2 separate regions of the Homo sapiens genome follow, and region 1 is linked to region 2. Evidence: read pairs that join two places in POLR2A ChIA-PET (ENCODE). Cell type or tissue: PC-9. All regions are shown on one strand. Each heading gives the region's core, and the rest is flanking DNA. Links, peaks and the distances in the headings are about the cores only.

What was found. ChIA-PET counts read pairs that join two places held together with the same protein. Peaks named below come from ENCODE experiments on the same cell type or tissue, not always from the same donor. Only the 100,000 strongest peaks of a DNase experiment are listed, where the experiment ranks them.
Region 1: POLR2A ChIA-PET joins it to region 2 with 5 read pairs; 3 of 35 experiments call an interaction of 5 or more read pairs at or near these places.

The regions. Positions count from the first base shown.
Region 1 is chr4:94,429,819-94,440,338 of GRCh38, reverse strand. No RefSeq gene overlaps it. Among named protein-coding and RNA genes, the nearest start is that of PDLIM5, 17 kb to the left of the region's middle. In PC-9, for the core only: no CTCF peak of the experiment used is centred there; no DNase peak of the experiment used is centred there.
Region 2 is chr4:94,483,252-94,493,771 of GRCh38, reverse strand. The region is part of intron 2 of PDLIM5 (PDZ and LIM domain 5); the gene reads right to left. Among named protein-coding and RNA genes, the nearest start is that of PDLIM5, 37 kb to the right of the region's middle. In PC-9, for the core only: no CTCF peak of the experiment used is centred there; a DNase peak (open chromatin) is centred at 4,911.

The DNA.
Region 1 (10,520 bases), core at 871-8,870, 53 kb after region 2:
CCGACTGAGCAACTATTGACTCCCCAGCGTGCTTTCTACCACACCTCAGGTCATTTAGATTTGAACACTGGCAAAACACAAATGCAGATTTTTCCTGTTTCTCCAGATTTCAGAGAAAAGACTACAGTTGTTTGATTGCTTTTTCTGAGATGGTTAAAGAAAGACTAGCCTGTAACCCAATTTCTAAGGGTTGGCTTCCCAAAGAATCAAAGTTCTTACTTAGATTTTCAGGTTGAACACTAGAAAAACACATTTTCATCTTTTTCCAGGCTTGTTGACTCTATTAATATTTGTTTCTAAGATTAATAAAACAGATTCTGTCTTTCCTTTGTGCATGTATATGCTATCAATTTATTATTATATATTAGCTTTTCTTTATCAAAGGGTTGAAAATTGAAACAAATTCAAGACTTCTTATAGTATTAAAATTTCTGTTTCATTAGATCTGTCTCATACTGTGAACAGGAATAAATGAGAAGCTTTCAACAGGCCGTGAGGTTTCATGACTTCCTTCATTTGTTCTAAGTGGCTTCCTTTCTAGCCCAACCCTCACCAATTCATAAGAATTTGACCTGATCAACCACCCTGTTCTGAAGGAGAAAAGATTTTTTTTCCCACCAGTGGCTAAAATATGGCTGAAACACCCGTAACAAAAAGGAAATTGTCAAGAAACAAGCATACAAATTTATTTAAGTTTTATGTGACTCAAGAGCCTTCAGAAATAAAGAACCAAAGAAAAAGGGAAATCAGTGTATTTTTTTTGCTAAGTTTGATGAAAGAGTGGATAGTTGTAGAGAAGGATGACTGCACAAAAGGGGTATGATATAATGGTAATAAACTGGGGGAAACTTAGTTTGTTCAGATTCTTCTCTGTGTCCCTGTGTCTTCAGAGATAAGGACATTCTTCTAGGTTTAGGGAGGGCATCTCTCACAAAAGGGTCTTATAACCTGCTTCAGAGGAAGGTCAGATAATTCTTTTATGGCCTGCTTCATGGGAGAAGAGTGTGGAGAAAGACTTCCTGCTTCTGCTGCTTTCTTAAATGCCAAGGTGCCATATACTGGGGTACTGTGTCTTGAACCCCATCACTCTCTACAGACACAAATTCTTAAAAATTAATTTTATCCAAAGGAATAATATTAGAGGTCATTTTATTATACCCTTATTGATTGCCAACGCATTTTGATTCTCGCATTTGTAAAGAATAGCTTCCTCTTCTGCTTGTCTGTTCCAAGACAGTTGACTGGAAGACTATGTAGTGACAGACTCGCTGGGATGCAGAAGAAATTTTCTTGCTGTAGCATTTAGGTATTAGTAACATCTCTGAAATAATGACATTTGGTTATCTTATTTACAAAGTATAATGTTGGAGATAAATAATCTCACCAAAAATAATCCACTTTTTAGCTTTGAAGTTAAAAAAATCCACGGGTTAGTTCCACAAACTCTAAGGTAATTGCTGTGGTTTCAATGTGTACTCCAAAGTCCAAATATTGAAACAATGCCCAATGCAGCAGTGTTGAGAGGTGGAACTTAAGAGATGATTAAGTCATGAGGGCTCTTCTCTTACGAATGAATTAATGTCGTTATCAAGGGACTGGGTTCCTGATAAAAAGATGAGCACTATCCCCTTCCCTTCTCTTTCTCTCGTGAGCTCTCTTGCCCTTCTGCCTTCAGCCTGCAATGATGCAGCAAGAAGACTCTCACCAGATCTGGCCCCTCAGTCTTAGAGTTCTCAGCCTCCAGAACTGTGAGCCAAATAAGTATCTGTTCAGTATAAATTACTCAGTCTTAGATGTTATTATATTTTATATATAAAAATTATATGTTAAAAGCAGCACAAAATAGACTCAGATAGCAATCTTCTATTTTTTAATTCTGATTTACCTGTTTGATTGATTGATTGATTGATTGATTGATATAGGGTCTTGCTCTGTCACCCAGACTGGAGCACAGTGGTGATATCACAGCTACTGCAGCCCTAATCTCCTGAGCTCAAAGAGATCCTCCAATCTTAATATCCTTTCCCTAACCCCTCACTCTTCTGCCTAATAGCTGAGATTACAGGTATGGCCATCCTGTCCAGCTAATTTTTTTTCTTTTCTTTTTTTTTCTTTTTTTTTTTTTTTTTGGTAGATACTAGTTCTCTCTACCTTGTGCAAGCTGGTCTCAAACTCCTGGACTCAGGACATCCTTCCAGTTCTTCCACCTTGGCCTCCCAAAGTGTTGAGATTACAGGTGTAAGCCACCCTGCTGGGCCTGTTTTCTTATCTACATAATAACTATCATTATGGATTGACAAGTACTTCCTTCTTTTATAATTAAATTTTTATGTTTATTTTAACAGTTTTTGGGTTTAAAGGTGGTTTTGGTTATATGGATAAGTTCTTTTTTTTTGAGATGGAGTCTCATTCTGCCGCCAAGGCTGGAGTGCAGCGGCACAATCTTGGCTCACTGCAACCTCCATCTCCTGGTTCAAGTGATTCTCCTACCTCCTGAGTAGCTGGGACTACAGGCATGTGCCATCATGCCCAACTAATTTTTGGATTTTTAGTAGAGATAGGGGTCTCACCGTGTTGGCCAGGCTTGTCTCAAACTCCTGACCTCAAATGATCTGCCCCCCTTGGCCTCCCAAAGTGTTGGGATTACAGGCGTGAGCCGCTGTGCCCAGCCTGGTTACATGGATAAATTCTTTAGTGGTGATTTCTGAGATTTTGATGAACCCCTCACCTGAGCAGTGTACACTGTACTCAATAAGTAATTTTTCATTCCTTACCCCCCAATCTCTCCCCGCTCCCCGAGTCCCCAAGTCCATTATATCATTCTTATGCCTTTGAATCCTAATAGCTTAGCTTCCACTTATAAGTGAGAACGTACGATATTTGGTTTTCCATTCCTGAGTTACTTCACATAGAATAATGGCCTCCAGCTCTATCCAGGTTGCTGCAAAAGAAATTATTTCATTCGTTTTTGTGGCTGAGTAGTATTCCATGGTGTGTGTGTATATATATATGCATATCACATTTTCTTTAACCACTTGTTGGTTGATGGGCACTTAGGTTGGTTCCATATCTTTGCAACTGTGAATTGTGCTGCTATAAACATGCATGTGCATGTATCTTTTTCATATAATAACTTCTTGCCTTTGGGTAGCTACCCAGTAGTGCAATTCCTGGATCAAATGGTAGATCTACTTTTAGTTCTTTAAGGAATCTCCATACTGTTTTTCATAGTCGTTGTGCCAGTTTACATTCTCATCAGCAGTGTAAAATTGTTCTCTTTTCACTACATCCATGCCGACATCTAGTGTTTTTTGACTTTTTAATTATGGCCATTCTTGCAGAAGTAAGGTGGTATCTGATTGTGGTTTTAACTTGCATTTCCCTGATAATTAATGATGTTGAACATTTTTAAATATGTTTGTTGGCTGTTTGTATATCTTCTTTTGAGAATTGTCTATTCATGTCCTTTGCCCATTTTTTGATGAGATTATTTGTTTTTTGCTTGATGATTTGTTTGAGTTCCCTGTAGATTCTGGGTATTAGTCCTCTGTTGGATGCGTAGGTTGCAAAGATTTTCTCACACTCTGTGGGTTCTCTGTTTACTCTGCTGATTATTTCTTTTGTTGTGCAGAAGCTTTTAAGTTTAATTAGGTCCCATTTATTTATTTATGTTTTTGTTGCCTTTGCTTTGGGGTCTTAGTCATGAATTCTTTGCCTAAGTCAATTGAAAAGTACTTTCTTTGTGGAGCCCACCTACAAAGTGATAATAAAATTATCTGACAATATCATAACATGATATATTTAGCTCAGAGTGGCCTACACATTGAAGATATGTGCAGTGCTTATCATTCTTTATACTTTTTCCATTGAAAAAGTTGTAAGTACAAACATCTGAGTGGTTAGCATATTACTTTCTAACAAATGAAAACCCTGCAAGTAGTTAACTGACATGAGGAAGAAACTCTGGGTGTTATTTGTTGGTAAATTTGCTATTGCACTACGTTGTTATAACAACTGATTACAATTTTAAGGCTATTTTTAAGGCTTTTATTATGATACATCTTTGCTTTGGTTGTTTGTTCATTTTGGTTTTAATTTGTCCCATTATCATCAACAAAAGTTACTGATCTTTTCCTTTCTTTCCTTTCAATCTTAACGAGACTCCTGGTCCTTTTCCTGTCATAAAACCAGAAAAGAAGAGCAAACAAATATTTAGGTGAAAGAATGAGGTATCAGGAACCGTCTGACCCCAATCCACACTATTGTCACCTAAGCTGTCAGTGCTCCTCTACCTAGCTTCTGTAAGTCAGGCTGTTGAAAGGAATACCCTCTTTTACAAAACAGGGAACTGTGGTTTAAATGCCTTGCCTATGGTTTCCCACTGAACCAATAACAGGTAGAAATAGAACCCAGATCTCCTGACATGTGATTCAATGCTCTTTCCACTTCACAATGATGCCTAAAAATATAAACAAATTTTTAAAACTCTCCAAAGAAAATAATACCTTATCCATTTCCATGTTGTAAGTTACATCATTGAAGCTGAAGTTCAGTAAGATTAATTTTTAAAATTTTTATATTGAATCTAACAACTCAGTAACTCCTATAATAGTTTCAATCTGTAAGAACCCTTAGAAATTTTTACAAATAACCCTTACCATTTTCAAAAAATAAAAATGTCTTCAGGAAAATGAGATCCTTTGTATGGTTTTATTTACACATTTTAATTACTTCACTGTATTCCATCAGTGCCACCCCTACACATTTGTCTTGTTGATCTTAGATCTTAGTGTAAATGTCATTTCCCTGTGGCAGCCTTCTCTGATTTTTCAGAAAAACTTACTTCCACACACTGTATTTATATTTTTATAGCATCTGCACTTTTCCTTCACAGCCCTTGTTATGCTAGTAAATACATGGTAATTTGAGTAATTATTGTTTAATGTCAGTTTACCTTCCAGATCATAAGCACTGTGAAGGCAGAATTTGTTCGTCTTGTTCACTAATATGTCCCCAGCATCAGGAAGTGATGGATACATAGTAGGTATTCATTAAATATTTATGTAATAAGCAAACATATGTGTTTCTCAGGGTAACTACATAAGCTTTCGCATAGCTGGTTTAAGAGAAATAATAAACAATAATGGTCCTCTTCATTGTACACCTACTCTGTTCAATACACTAGGCTAGGTGTTTTACACGTGTATTCTCATAATAAGCCTATGAAGTAGCTATAAATTTTATTCACACTTACAAATGAGAACACTGAAGTTTAGGAAGATTAGTTAATTTATCCAAGGTTACCTGACCAGTGGCTGGAGTTTGATTGCTATAGGAATTTAGGAAATTTTTTAAATGCATGAAAAATATAGTTTTCTTTATTCAAAGAGTAATCTCTCCTTCTGTCTTTTCACACTGGAGAAAAGGTGGGAAAATGAAGCCACCACTTTACCTTATAATCATTCAGAGTCAAACTCTTTCATTTTGACTACTGTGTTGCAGATTCCAACTGTAGCACTGTCTTAGTCAATTTTCCACTGCTGTAACAGAATACCTGAGACTGGGTCATTTAGAATAAACAGAAATGTATTTGGCTTATGGTTCTGGAGGCTGTGAAGTCCAAGAAGTGGGGCCACATCTGCTGAGGGCCTTCTGAGGGCCTTTGTGCTGCATCACCCCACAGTGGAAGGGCAAAGAGAGAGAGCAAGAGAGGGTCTAACTCACAGTTATAACAAATCTACTGTCTGGATAATGAACCCAGTCCCTTGATAATGACACTAATCATTCATGAGGGTAGAGCACTCATGCCCTAATCATTTCTTAAAGGTCCTGCCTTTCAACACTTTTGCTTTGGGGATTAAGTTTCCAAAATATGCTTTTTAGAGGAGCAGTCCCCAACCTTTTTAGCACCAGGGACCCATTTCGTGGAGATAATTTTTCCACAAACATCGAGGGTTGAGGTGGGGCAGTGGTGAGGAGGGTGTGGGGATGGGGTGGGGTGGGGCCGAGGAAGGGATGGTTTCCAGTGAAACTGTTCCACCTCAGATCATCAGACATTAGATAGATTCTCATAAGGAGCATGCAACCTATAGCCTTTGCATGCTCAGTTCACAATAGGGATTGTGTTTCTGTGAGAATCTAATGTTGCTGCTGATCTGAAAGGAGGCGGAGCTCAGATGGTAATGCTCTCTGGCCTCCCCTTACCTCCTGCTCTGCGGCCTGGCTCCAGTAGGTCTCTGATTGGCATCCATCAACGGCTAGGGGGTTGGGCACCCCTGTTTTAGAGGACACATTCAAACCATAGCAAGCACTTTGGCTTTTATGTCTATGGGTTAAAGCCAAAGATTTCAAACCTCTCTTTCCCATTTTCATATATCATCTAACTAAGTATTTAAAATGGTGTCTATATTTCTATACATTCAAAGAGATAAATGATATTTTTGATGTTTATTTATCCTAAGAGTGCAAATAAAAATAGGGAATGAAGTAATAAGAGGGGATATAGTGCAATTACATTTACTTACAAAAGGAGAGAAGTGATGTTTACATTTGCCCATAGATCCTTAAATAAATGTTAAATAAATACAATCATGGATCAACAAAACAAAACTTTTCTTTTTCCTTCAGACAGATTACTTCTTTTTGGGGCCTGTCCAAGAATTACAAGTAGGACTCACTACTTAATCTCTCTAAACTGTGAAATCCCTTGACATAAAAAAAACAACAGAACCTTATTGAAAGAGAAGTAATGTGCTATATAGTGGAAAGCAGCTATTTATTTGGCCAAACTTGATGAATTTTTAGTATGGAATTATTTGTTCTTCAAAATAACATTGCCAAGAATCTTTTTATTCCACTACTCACTACTTTTCCCTATTTCCTTTGAAAGTTAAAAACAAGTTCTTAATGAAAGCTATAACAGATATGGGGCAAAAGAAATACCCAAGGGTAGAAACTTTTCTATCTGCTCTGGTTTTTTTAATTAATTAATTAATTTATTTATTTATTTTTGAGACAGGGTTTTGCTCTGTTGTCCAGGCTGGAGTGCAGTGGTGCAATCTTTGCTCACTGCAGCCTCCACCTCCCAGGCTCAAGCAATCCTCCCACCTCAACCTCCTGAGTAGCTGGGACTACAGGTGCATAGCACCACGTCGGGCTAATTTTTGTATTTTTAGTGGAGATGGGGTTTTACAATGTTGCCCAGGCTGGTCTTGAACTCCTGGGCTCAAGTGAGCTGCCCACCTCAGCCTCCCAAAGTGCCGGGATTACAGGTGTGAGCCACTGCACCTGGCTATGTTCTGTTTATTTCAAGGCACTTTCTAGCAACTGTAAGACAATACGATACAGCACCCAAACTTGAATGCAAGCATCACTTCAGAAATAGGATTATATGGCATATAAAATGAAAGAGAATAGGATTTATAGAGTCCCTATTGTGTACCTAGCTCAGAGGGAAGCCCCTAGTTTTGTCACACAGTTTCAGCAAGCTCCCAGAACACTTTCTGGCTTAAGGAGTGGTCTGCATGGGCCACAACCAGGAGAAAGAAGGATTAAAGCAGACATCCAAGCTAATCTCACATCAAATGAGAGTACTGCATAAGTACATTAGAGCTTAGCTTTAATAAGTCCTATTTATTGCATGAATTTTGACATGGATCAGTTGACAAGTCTCCAGATATAACAGGTATATGAATAAAATAGGCTGGGTTTTTTAAAATTAGGTTTTAAACCTGTTACGAATAATCTCCATAAATTCTCAACTGCGTCACCTTTGCTTCCTTCCAGTACCATTGTGATTGCCATTTTAGGCAGATTTCATTATGCTTTAAACTTAAGGCAAAAGTTTACAACTCAGCTTTGGTGTGTCCATTCTTGCTGTCCTAGCCCCTCAAAATATTGCATATTATGCATTATATGTAAAGATGTGATTGCTAGAATTAAATTACTACCATATTTGTAGGAATTTATATTGTCTTCCTTGTTAAGTGAGAACCACTTGATTGTGTGAAACCTGCAAGCAACATCCAAATCAACACATTTTTTGTTAACCCCAAATCTTACAGATATTTTAACTGAAGTCCTAAATTCTTTTAAATTGTCTATATTTCAGTGGAAACCATGAACAAATTAACATTTTTTTCTTAATTAGCTGTTTTACTTGATTACTAGGTTTCATCATGCCAAATAAATAATGGGGCCAGGGCAATGAATTAAATGGTCACATAGCCCTGGGAGAAAGCTGGGATATCTTAAGGGTGATTTTGAATCTCATATCTTATTTGCTTACATTGGAGAATGTAAAAAGTGGTTAAGAATTTTCTGTAAGGGTTGTATGATGGATACTTACAGATGCAAATGGATTGAAACAATCCATTAACAATAATGTCTGAAGTTAAGGAAAGATCATCATTTATATCATGAAAAACATGAATAAACACTGAGAAAATAGTTTCACCTTGTAATTTTAAAAAGGGCTTTGAAGATGTTTGTAGCTTTGGCAGTGTTCCAGAAGCAGCAGATCAGAGTGATCCAGTGGAGCAGAGTGATCCCGCTTAATATAGAATGCTGCAGCCCTGAAGTCTCATGAAAGCCATGATATTGTCTGGAGCAACCAAATGTGTGGTTAATACACATGGGCCCAGCCTTCCACTGGGAGATACTTGTCAAGATTTCCTTAGAAATGAGTTGTACTGCTGGGAGGAGTGGCTCACGCCTGTGATCCCCGCACTTTGAGAGGCTAAGGTGGGCAGATGGCTTGAGCCCAGGAGTTTGAGACCAGTCTGGCCAACATAGCAAGACCCCATTTCTACTAAAACACAAAAAATTAGCTGGGTGTGGTGGCATGCACCAGTAGTCCCTGCTATTTGGGAGGCTAAGGTGAGAAAATCACCTAAGCCCGTGAGGTCAAGGTTGCAGTGAGCTGTGATTTTACCACTGCACTCCAGCCTGGGTGACAGAGTGAGACTCTGCCTCAAAAAAAAAAAAAAAAAAAGAGAGAGAGAAATGAGTTGTGCATCTAAAAAGAACACATCAAACAATACAAATATTAACAATATTTTCTTTTGTTTTTCTCTTTACCTACATTGAGACAAAGTTTTTACAATACACAATTAAGCACCTATTCTAGTGTGTTAGATTGTTGGCAATATTTTAAAAACCAGTACTGGAGCTAGTCCAATTATTTCTGATTAGCTCTTTCTTTGTGCCTCTGCTAGGGAAAAACAATGGGTATCTCCAAACATTTGACTAGTGGTAGTTAAGCATAATAGGGTCTAGAAGGATTATAGGAAAACAAATGATAGGAAACACTTCATTAAACTATCTAGATAGCTAGAGATGCTCAAGCTTCATTCATTCAAAAAATATTTATTAAGCACCTGCTTTATGACAGGCATTGTTTTATTTGCTTATTTGTCTTGAGATAGGGTCTCACCCTGTCACCCAGGCTGCTGAAGTTCAGTGGTACGATCTTGGCTCACTGCAACCTCTGCCTCCCAGGCTCAAGTGATCCTCCCACCTTAGCCACCTAAGTAGCTAGGACTACAGACACGTGCTGCCATCCTCAGCTAATTTTTAAACTTTCTGTAGAGACGAGGTCTCAAACTCCTGGGCTCAAATGATCCTCTGGCTTCTGCCTCCCAAAGTGCTGGGACTACGGGGATGAGCCACCACATACAACCCAAGCGCTGTTTTAGGAATGTGACTCTGGTGATTTAAAAAATGTCTTTGCCCTCAGGAACTTAACATTTTGATGTGTATCACAGGCAATAAAACACGTACGTACATTATTTTTGAGTGATGCTAAATGCTAGAAAGACTGATAAAGCATGGCAAGGGAATCATGAGTAATGGTGTGATGGGATGAGATGATATTTTAGGGCAAGAGCTTTCTGAGGAGGTGACATTTAAGCAGACTACTGAGTGATATAAGAGTGAGCTTCACAAAAATTTGAGGAAAAGTACTTCAGACAGAATAAAAAGCAAAAAACAAACAAAAACTAAAAAATATCTTGAGAAGCAAATGTATTGAAGCTGTTTTTAGTATAGTACAGAGGCAGGTTTTGCTAAAACGAACTAGAGAGAAGTTGGAAGTCAGAGAAGTAGACAAAGACTAGATGATTGCAGGCTTTGCAGACTATGAAAAAGTCCTTGAGTTTCACTCTAGTGCAACAGAAAGTTATTAGAGGGTTTTTGACAGGAGTAGGACATAATTTCATATATGAAGGCTTTAAAAGGCAAAAGTGGAGTGAGAGAGACCAGTTAGGGGAGGGATGGTGGCTCCGATCTAGCTGTGGTAGCATCAGATATGGTAAGAAGCTGTAGAATATTGCAAATATTTTGGGAGTGGATTTGAAAAGAGTTGCTGATGGCTTAAGTGTAGAGAGTAATTAAAACAAAAAGAAGAGCCAGGAATGATCCCAACATTTTGGCCTTGAGCATATGAATGAACGGGGTGTCATTTACTGGAATATAGATAGCAGTCAAGGCAAATGAGAGAGCAAAGGTTTCTAAGAGAAAAG
Region 2 (10,520 bases), core at 1,648-9,647:
GAGTATAATCTTTCTTGAGGGCATTTTAGCAATAATTATCAAAAAATATAAAAATACATAAACTTTTGGCCCCAATAATTATACCTCTTGGTTTACCCTAAGGAAATTAACAAATAAGACTGCAGAATATTTAAAGCAGCAGCTTTTATAATACTAAATTATCATCTTTATGGTATAGAGTTTTAAAAATTATCATACATTCAAGAAATTATTATTCAGCAATTAAAAGGGTCATTGAGACTAACCTGGGCAATATGATGAAACTCCGTCACTACCAAAAAAATTTTTAAAAATTTATCCAAGCATGGTGGCCCAAACCTGTAGTCCCAGCTACTCGGCAGGCTGAGGTGGCAGGATCATGTAAGCCCAGAGACAGAGGTTGCAGTGAGCTGAGATCTCGCCACTGTACTCTAGCCTAGGTGACAGAGTGAGACTCTGCCTCAAAAAAAAAAATCCATCAAGAAAATGAAAAGATAATCCACAGAATGAAAGAAAATCATGTACATGAAAAGGGACTTGTATCTAGAATATAGTTTTAAAAAACTTACTACTCTATAATAGAAAAATCATAATTTTTAAATAGGCAAAAGATCCGAATAGCAATTTCTCCAAACAAGATATACAAATGTCCAATAAGCACATAAAAAGATGCTCAATATCATTAGCTATCAGGAAAATGCAAATAAAAGCACAATGATACCACTTCATGCTCACCAAGATGACTACAGACAATAACAAGTGTTGCCATGTTATATGGAGAAAGTGCAGCCCTCATACACTGCTGGTGGGAAGTTAAAATGGTGCACCCAGTTTGGAAAATAGTCTCATAGTTCCTCAAATAGTTAAACATAGAATTACCATATGACCCACTAATTCCTCTCCTAGGTCTATACCTAAGAGCAATAAAAATATCTGTCAACACAAAAATTTGTGCACAAATGTTCACAGCAGCAGGATTCACAATAGCAAAAAAGTGGAAACTACCTAAATGACCACCAACTGATGAATGAATAAACATATGATAACACAATGGAATATTATTCTGCAATAAAAAGGAGTAAGAAACCGGTATTATGCTGTAATAAAGATGAACCACAAAAACATTATGGTAAGTGAAAAAAGCCAGACATAAAAGGACACATATGATTCCATTTATATGAAATACCCAGAATAGGTAAATCCGTAAAGACAGAAAACAGACTGATGGCTGCCAGGAGAAATGGGGAGTAAATACTCAATGGGTACCAAGTTTCCTCTTGGAGTAATGAAAATGTTTTGTAATTAGATAGAGGTGGTCACACAATACTGAAAATACCAAAATGCCACCGAATTATACACATTAAAATGGTTAATTTCATGTTATGTAAACTTCACCTAAATTTTAAAAACTACCACAGTGCATGCACACTGCATGTGGAAGATCCTAATAAATTCATTCCAATCAGAAAGAGAGAAAACAGGATGGGGAGAGAAAAAAAAAAGAGAGGAAGTATAATTCAACACAAACTCAGTTAATTCCAACACATTCTCTTATAATAAAAATGTGGAGTACCTTTCAAGCTAGCAAACACATTGAAGATCCTGCTTCATAAATTTAAATTGGTCCTCTCTCTTATCCATTAACTCATGGGAAATGGGAAAAGAAAAACAATTCTTAAAGCTGAAAAAAGTGTATCAGCATTGACTATTATACAAATTACTTTTAAAGGAGGACATTGAGGGGAGGGAATAGGGAGTTACTGGTCAAAAGATACAAAGTTTCAGACAGACAGGAGAAATAAGTTTTGAGACCTATAGCACAGCAGGATGACTACAGTCAATAATAACGTATATTTGAAAAAACTAGGAGAATAAACTTCAAATGTTTCACCACAAAAAAAAGATAAGTAATTGAGGTAGAGGGATATGCATTAGATTGCATTAATCATTCCACATTGTTTACATATATCAAAACATCACATTGTACTCCATAAGTATAGAATTAAGATATGTCAATTAAAATATTATTTAAAAATGAAGGGAGAATATTTTAAAGTAGGTTAAAGATTTCTATCATATTATAAAAATGATATTCCTTCCTTTATCTGATTCCGGCACAAGAAACCCCTAACTTCCATGAGTCAGAGGTGATAAAATGCACATTCACCTTACCAATGCTGTAAAAAAAAATCAACACAGCTGATGCTTCTCAGTTGTAAAGGCTGTGAAACTTACTTTTCATTGAAAATCTCGAAAGGCATGAAAGAATAGCAGCATAATATGAAAGTGATGAATTCATCCAGTTAACAAGGCCCTAAAAGATACATTCCAAAGAGATTATTCAATATTCAATTTGTTCTCAGTCCAAAAAGGAAAGGAAACTGTCCCAGGATTTAAATAGAACTGGAAATAGTAAAAGGTTCTATAATATGATAATGTTAACTCTAAAATATTAGATAAGGATAATCAATGTCAGAGTTAAAAATCTCTGGAAAGAAATGATTTAATCAAACACCTGAATACCTCAAAAGCTTAGAAGAAGGTTAAGTTTCTTCTCTAAAGTACAAATGCTAGGTGCCAGTTAAATCAATCCCCTTAGCAGTCGGAATCAGCATTTGGCTTTGCTCTGAATAAGGTGATGATCATCAGTTTTCCCACAATGAAACAGTGACTGTATCTCTCAATTAATATATCAAAGATTTCTGTTAGTAAACACAAACAAGGTCCACACTAGCATATGAAAATTCCCAGTGGGAATAGATATGTTGCTTTATGATAGAGGTAGGGTATAATGAGTTTTTTGACAAATAAAGTTGTATAAGAAACAATGGTATACAGTCATTTTATATTATAGTACAAAATTCACATTCACATAGCAGTATAAAAATAACTAGTCATGGAACTGAAAAGTATATTAAGAAAGCACTCCTATGCTCTTCTGGGTAAACCCAAATTAATTTATTGAATTACTTATCATTGCAATTTATAAAAATTGTCATTTAAAAGTATTATTTAACTTCTTGAATCATCACTTCTTGAATAATCTCTCAATTCACATTTGGATTATGTGATTAGCAGAGGAGCCACAACAATTTTTGTTTAATCCTAAATTGGCTTCTGCTATCATTTAACATTTACACAATTATCAGAAATGCTGACTCATTTTAATACCAGCCTACATTAAACAGGATAATAAATAAGAAACTAAAGAAAAGTTTTAAAATGAGAATACATGAAATATCCAAAATCAATTAATTTGACCATCAAGTCCTTCGAGTCACCAAACCAATTCTTTTTCCACTGTTATATGGAAGGATATAATCAGTAATTTTCAGTAATATGAATAAATAATACATAGTGTATGGAATATAATTCTAGTTATTTTACTTATAAGTCTTTAATAAGCTTATTTTTATTTTAATTTTGAGAAGAACTGAATAGAAAGCACATTTGCAGCAGATATCAAGGGTTAAAATATTTATAATGCAATCTAAAATCATTAGATATTATTTTATACAGAAACAAGTATATAGAAAACATTCATAAAGAGTTTATAATATTTTAGTCATTGTTGACAAAAATGTTTACATTATTTTGAAATTGTTTATTAATTTTAACTAAAATTTGCATACAAATTATTACACTCAATAAGATTATACCCCCCACAGTTCATATTTGATTTTTTATTTATAGCCACATAAAAATATATATTAGGCAAAAAAAAACCCACAAAAACATTCATTTAAAAATTTCTGGATATAAAAAATAATTACAATATCAGTAGAAATTCTGATGCATAAATATGTTACATCAATATGATAAATGTCTATACGTACTGACCTGGACACATACCCATGATATATATTAAAGAAAAAAAAGAAAGCTGCAGAACAACATGTATTTGTGGGGGAAGTTGGAGCATATTAGAGCAACCAAATGAAGACAAAAGTGCTGGAAAGATTACATATGGGAAGCAGGAAGGCTGGAAGAGGCTGAGGAAATTTTATTTTATTTTATTTTTTAAATTTTGTAGAGATGGGGCCTTCCCTATGTTGCCCAGGCTGGTCTTGAACTCCTGGGCTCAAGCAATTCTTCCACTTTGGCCTTCCAAAATGCTGGGATTATAGGTGTGAGCCACTGTGCCAGGCCTTGTATTTTTGTATATTCCTATACTGTTTTAATATTGTATAAATATCATTAAACCTTAAGTTTTAGATAAATATTTTTATATTTATATATATGTCATAAAAGAGATGTAACCAGATACTACTCAATATTCTGAATATTCTGCACCTAATTAGTAAGGATCATATTATGACAAAACCACAAAGCAACAAATGTTAACTGCCTGACAGTCAAACTCTAAAATGACTTCATCATTTATATACTACTCAGTATTCAAATACAAGTGTCTATCCAAAGTATGTATAATATACATGTATATGCATTCCAAAGAACTGCATGTTGTGTAACCTAAGATAATTCATCAAGCATTCCCACACCCTGTAAAGTTCCAGAACCAGGGACAAAGTATTCCAGACTGACATAGATAGGCCCGGTTCACAGCTGCTAACACAGCTACTTGTCTCAATTAGCCATTCTATTCCTCCATGATTAAAAATAGACAATATACTATTAAAGACGGCCCATATACTACGCAAGAATGAAGGAGTGCCAAATCTTCCAGGGCTACTTATAGTTCATCAAAAGAAGAAAACACACCTTTATGACCATTCCAAAAGGAGCATCTTCTGGAATGCCTAACTGTTAATGGGTGGCGTACAAAGTAATTCTTCCTGCAAAATTACTTTCCATACAAGGAGATGAGCTGTACTCCCAGCTGACTTCACTTCCGTAGTACTGCTACCTCACCTTACTCATGGAGAAATAATTGCCTGTAAGGCAGATCCTTTACGGCATTTGCTTTAGTAAAGATTGAAGCACTTTATGATGACTAAAACAGTCCAATAAACAAAGAGGGTGGAGAGGGGGAATGTAAAACACATGCTCAACCAGGAACCCTCAAAAACACCTTCAGGCTAAACTGCAACTGGCATTGCTGAAGATCTGACTCGAAAAGTAGAAACACTTTAAAATGTGTAAGTGTTCTATTTTAAATAGGTACAGAATCAGGTTTTTATGGATATGTGTTTTCTTATGTCTTTTACTTAGAAGTGAAATTTTTGTATCAAAAATAACAAAAGATGTTTGTTCCATGGCTACTTACGGTATGCATTTAAACACAAAGGTATGGTTTAGAAGTGACACTCATTGTTTTTAATCTATTCAAAGTAGAAGCAAGTTATTTTAAGAATATCATGGTTTACTTTAAAAAAATTATTTTTCCATTTATAAAGAGCTTTAGGAAAGTGTGACTAAAAAGTTAACACCTATGAAAGGAGAAAAAAAGATTTTCCCAATAAAATGGAAGTAATAAAAATTGCTAGGAAACTTGAAAATGAATTTTGTAAGTCATATAAGCACCATTAAAGGAACAGCAGCTCTTTGGCTATTCATTAAAAAACAGATCATTTCAATTCAAGAATATTAACTAATCCAAGAAAAGTACTTTCCACAAACATTAAACACTCGTGTAAAATCAATCTAAATGTTGATTTCACATGCAGAACCGCCATTCAGCAAGCTGGACTGCATCAGTGTCAACAACAAATGCCTGTAGTGAAAGATGCATTCACCAAAAGGAATGGGTTAATTCAGCACCATAATATTAACACAAACACACAACTTAAAGAACTTGTGTGGGAAGGTGGGGGAATCTAGGAAGGCTCAAAAACAGTATTTCTCAAACATTTGTGTCCTTAAATCACGAGTACTGCTTCTTAAGACCCACTCCCTAGTCCTAATATACTAATTAGGTAAATCTTGAATAAGGCACAAGAATCTGTGTTTTTACTAAGATATGCAGGTAACTCCGATACAGGTAAACCAAGCAACGCTGTTCCAGAGACTCCTATACACCCTTTCAAGTTTCTTAAGAAACACAAATGGCCTATCCACAAGCACACAAATGCCTGAATACTCTCACCACCACCGTAGGAATGATTCTGTGCTACACAAAGTCAAGAAAGCAATTCCTGAACACTTGTAACATGTCACCAGTAAGCACCATGAAGTCTCCATTCCTAATGAATATTTTACAGGGAGTACAGGCAGGCTGACACTGTCAAGGAGAAACACAGCGACTTTTCGGATGTATATAATATGCCATTTTTCTCAATGCCTTTCACCTCTTAAGGAATGGCCAGGCTGCAAGAGGTGTGAAAGCTGCTAACTATACACAGAAACCTAATTGTAAATTGAAGAACATATCTGGATGCCAGGTTTTCTTCAACTTACTGCTCAGGAGGACAGAGGTCTTGAATCATTTGATTCTTGATGATATCTTACACTCAAATTACATTGAAATTATGCTTTTTTCTCATAACTTCTTTATTCCAGCTGGTCAAGTTCTTCACTGGTCAAGTCTACTGACAAAATCTATATAGGCAGCAGAGGGGCAGCACTGATACCTTTTAATAACAAGGTTGTGATATGAGATAATGTAACAAAATATTTTTAGGCAGCAAAATTAGGGTTACATTCAGCTGCCCATAGCAAAAAACCCAAAAAAGAATAGTTGTTATTTTCTTCAAGTTAAGAGAAGTATAAATAAAAGAAACCAGCCCAGGGCATCTCCCCAATGACATCATTGTCACAGACTCCCTTCCTTCTATTCAGCCACCCATGTACATAGATTTTATCTACTTTTTATTTTATTTTAATTTTTTAAGAGACAGGGTCTTACTCTGTTGCCCAGGCTGGAGTGCAGTGGCATGATTATAGCTCACTGCAGCCTTGAACTCCTGGGCTCAAGTGATCCTCCTGCCTCAGCCTCAAAAGCAGCTGGAACTACAGGCATAAGTCACCACACCTGGCTAATTTTTTAACTTTTTTGTAGAGACAGGGTCTTGCTCTGTTGACCAGGCTGGTCTCAAATTCCTGGCCCCAAGCAACTCTCCTGAACTGGCCTCCCAAAGTGCTGGGATTGCAGGCATGAGCCATTGCACCTGGCCTAATCTGTTTTTTTATTTTCACATATGGTAGCAAGAAATTCCAAGCATCGTGTTCACTTCCCAGAAAGGAAGAAGGAAATCAAAAGGGAATGGAAGAACACTTGACTCAGGGAAATAGAAATACTCCTTAGTAAATACCACTTAGACCGCACTGCAAGGAGTCTACAAAGGCAAATCTCCTAGGCTGGCACACTGCCACCCTCAAAAAAGTACAGTACTTCTAGTAAGAAAAAAGGGGATGAAAAGTATCTGATAGGCAAATTGCAGTGTTTGTCACACAAAACTTTCTTATGAGAAAAGCTATTTCAGCATTTTGGTCTACAGAGCTCACTTACAGTCTAATATTTCAATGTATCCTACTCACAAAAGATCTTTCTCTTATCTCCTGAAACTTAACCCTATAAATAAGAGAATGTTTATGTAGAGGCTACATATAAAACCTTGCCTAACTTACCAAAAGCTAAAGGATTTTTAATAGTATCCTTTATTATTTGGTTATATCTCCAAATAACAACAAAAAAAAATGTGTACACTATTTTGAGGAAAGAAATGCTAATACTAAGTTAGATGTTCACAGACGATAAGCTACAGGTCTGTACTGAGTGGTTGGAACATAAGAATTTTAACTAATATCCTGGTGGCAGAACTTAGATGTATAGGATTCATCTAAGGAATCTCAAAGAAATGCACTGAGTCCCCAGTTCCGCCTTCCTGATCGTGAGGGGGGCCTTTGAGACCTCCTCTTCATCCTGAGTCCCAATTCGTAATTGACTGACCTTTCACCACACCGATGTCACATGATTTCATGTTTTTTAAAAGGTAAAAGAGCCATCAGAGATAATATTTCTTTTTCTTTTTTTTTTTTTTTTTGAGACGGAGTCTCACTCTGTCACCTAGGCTGGAGTGCAGTGGCGCAATATTGGCTCGCTGCAACTTCCGCCTTCCAGGTTCAAGCGATTCTTCTGACTCAGCCTCCTGAGTAGCTGGGATTACAGGCACATGCCACCACGCCCGGCTAGTGGTTTTTGGGGTTTTTTTTTTTGTATTTTTAGTAGAGACAGGGTTTCACCATATTGGCCAGGCTGGTCTTGAACTCCTGACCTTGTGATCCGCCTGCCTTGGCCTCCCAAATGCTGGCATTACAGGCATAAGCCACCGCACCCAGCCAATAATATTTCTTATGGATAAGGTTTATGAACTAAACAGAACTCCATGCGGTTCACTCACTTCACATAATTTCTTAACTACATATATATTACATTGGCCATGCAGTGTGTGAAATACTTTCATTTATAGACTAATCATATTGCTTGATGACATAGCTGTAGCACAATAATAATATGTAATCAAAGGGAGACATACTGTAGTCAGAATCCTACGGTGCTAACACGAGTAAATGGTGAAAGTGTTAAGAGAAATGAACTTGGAAACTAGAAGGGATTGGTGAACAGGATAGAAGAATTTGGCAAGAGCCAAACAGACAAAAGTAGAGATCTGTACTTTCTTCTGTTCTTATACAGATGATTGCCATTAGTGTCTATCAAGAAGTAACAGATATCCATTACACATGTATTTGACTTGTGACTCTGTTCTCAAGACATTAGTTTCTCTTTCCCCCTTCCCCTCCTTTCCTTCCCAACACCTCTCCTCTTAATACCAGAAACACACGTGATGGAGGAAAGTCCCCTCATACCCACCTACACTCTCTTTTATGTAGTCATGTGACTAGTCACATGAGGTTTCAATAAAGCTACCCATGACAACTTATTGTCCAATTACTCCAACATAGACGCTCCCCATGTCAAGATAAATATTAGGAATATGGTCTTGTTCTGTATATAATATCAAACAATTGTAACTACTCTCCTCAAAACTCCCATGGTACTCTATTATTCTCTATGATAGCATTTCTATAACAGAAGCCTAGTGATCTGAAATAAACTATCCAAGCTTATATAGCTAAGGCAGTAAATAGCACTAGGTCCAGAACATCCGACTTCAAACCCAGTGTCCTTTTAGTACAGTATAACACAAACCCCTACATGGTTCTTAATATCTCCTCTGACTGGCTGTGTACCTATGGACAAACTACATGATTTCTCTGGGCTTCCCTCAGTCTCCTAGTTTGTAAAATGAGAATGATAATTCCTTGCAGAGTGACATGAGATACAAATAAGAATGCATGTAAAAGAGTTTTCTTAAGTTATTTTCAGTATACTTATTCTGACATATAAACAAAGATAATCCATATGTTACATAGTTATATATAGTGATCCACGCAAAGTAAATTAATAATTCTATTTGCCTCCAAAGTTCGTATTTTCAAATTATTTAATTTAATGCCTTCCTCACAAATTTTTTAAAACTTCTTAGAAATTCACTTTCTTCTTAATTTTAACATCTTCAAATTTAACTTTCCCTAAAAAAGAAAGAAAAATGTTTTCAGCTATTACTTAATTCCATTTATCAACAAAAAATATTATTTCAATGGGAATCCAGAAGCCGGGTCCTGTTTTTATTTGTTCCCCTGTAAAATTATATGTCACATGTAATGGAATCTGAACCTGAAAGATAAAAATGCTGAGTTGGCTGAACCATGATCTCAGATTGGTAACACACTTCACTAACAGCGTGCTAGTAAAACCATACTTTGCACAGAATGTACCTTGTTTCTGGAGACATGCAGGAAACGTATCTAAGGTCTCAAGTGTCTCTCTTGGAGTAACTGATTGAATTTCAACACGAGAGGTAAGTGGAGGGAATAAAAAGAAGAGGAGACATTAATATTAAATCAGTGTATCCTAATATGTGGTCAGGATTATTTTAGATGGTACATGAATGAAGAATTGTACTAAGATAAATATAACAAAGACATCAAATCCATGATTCCATAAATGTGAAGATTAGAATGATAATCAAGTATGAATTTTAACTTTAAAAGCAGGGTAATAATCATGAAAGTAGTAAGCAAATGACATATCTGGGATATGGAAATAATCACGAACGGAATAAACAAATGACAAATCTGTAAAACACGATGTTGAACCATCTCTATTTTTCCATATTAAAATTATCCCTCAGAAAATTATTTTATCTAATTCAAATGACCAAGTTTCTTTAACATAAAACTGCAAGAAATAAAGTACTACAGAAGAGAAATTTATAGATTAAAATGGATTTAAGAAATTTACAAACCATCCAAAAGTATGGACCTTATTGGGGTCCTGATTCAAACAAACTTTTAAAAATAATTATAAACATACACATGTATATACTTATGAATGACAATCAGGGAAATGAGAACACTGAGTATCTTATGTTGGAAAGTAAAACTGGCCATGTACTTTTGAACCTCAGTGATGGGTACATTGGGTTTATTATATTATTTATATAATGCTGAAAATTTCCACATTAAAATTTTTAAGTTTGTTTTAGTATGTTTTTAATTAACACTAATTTTACCAAAAT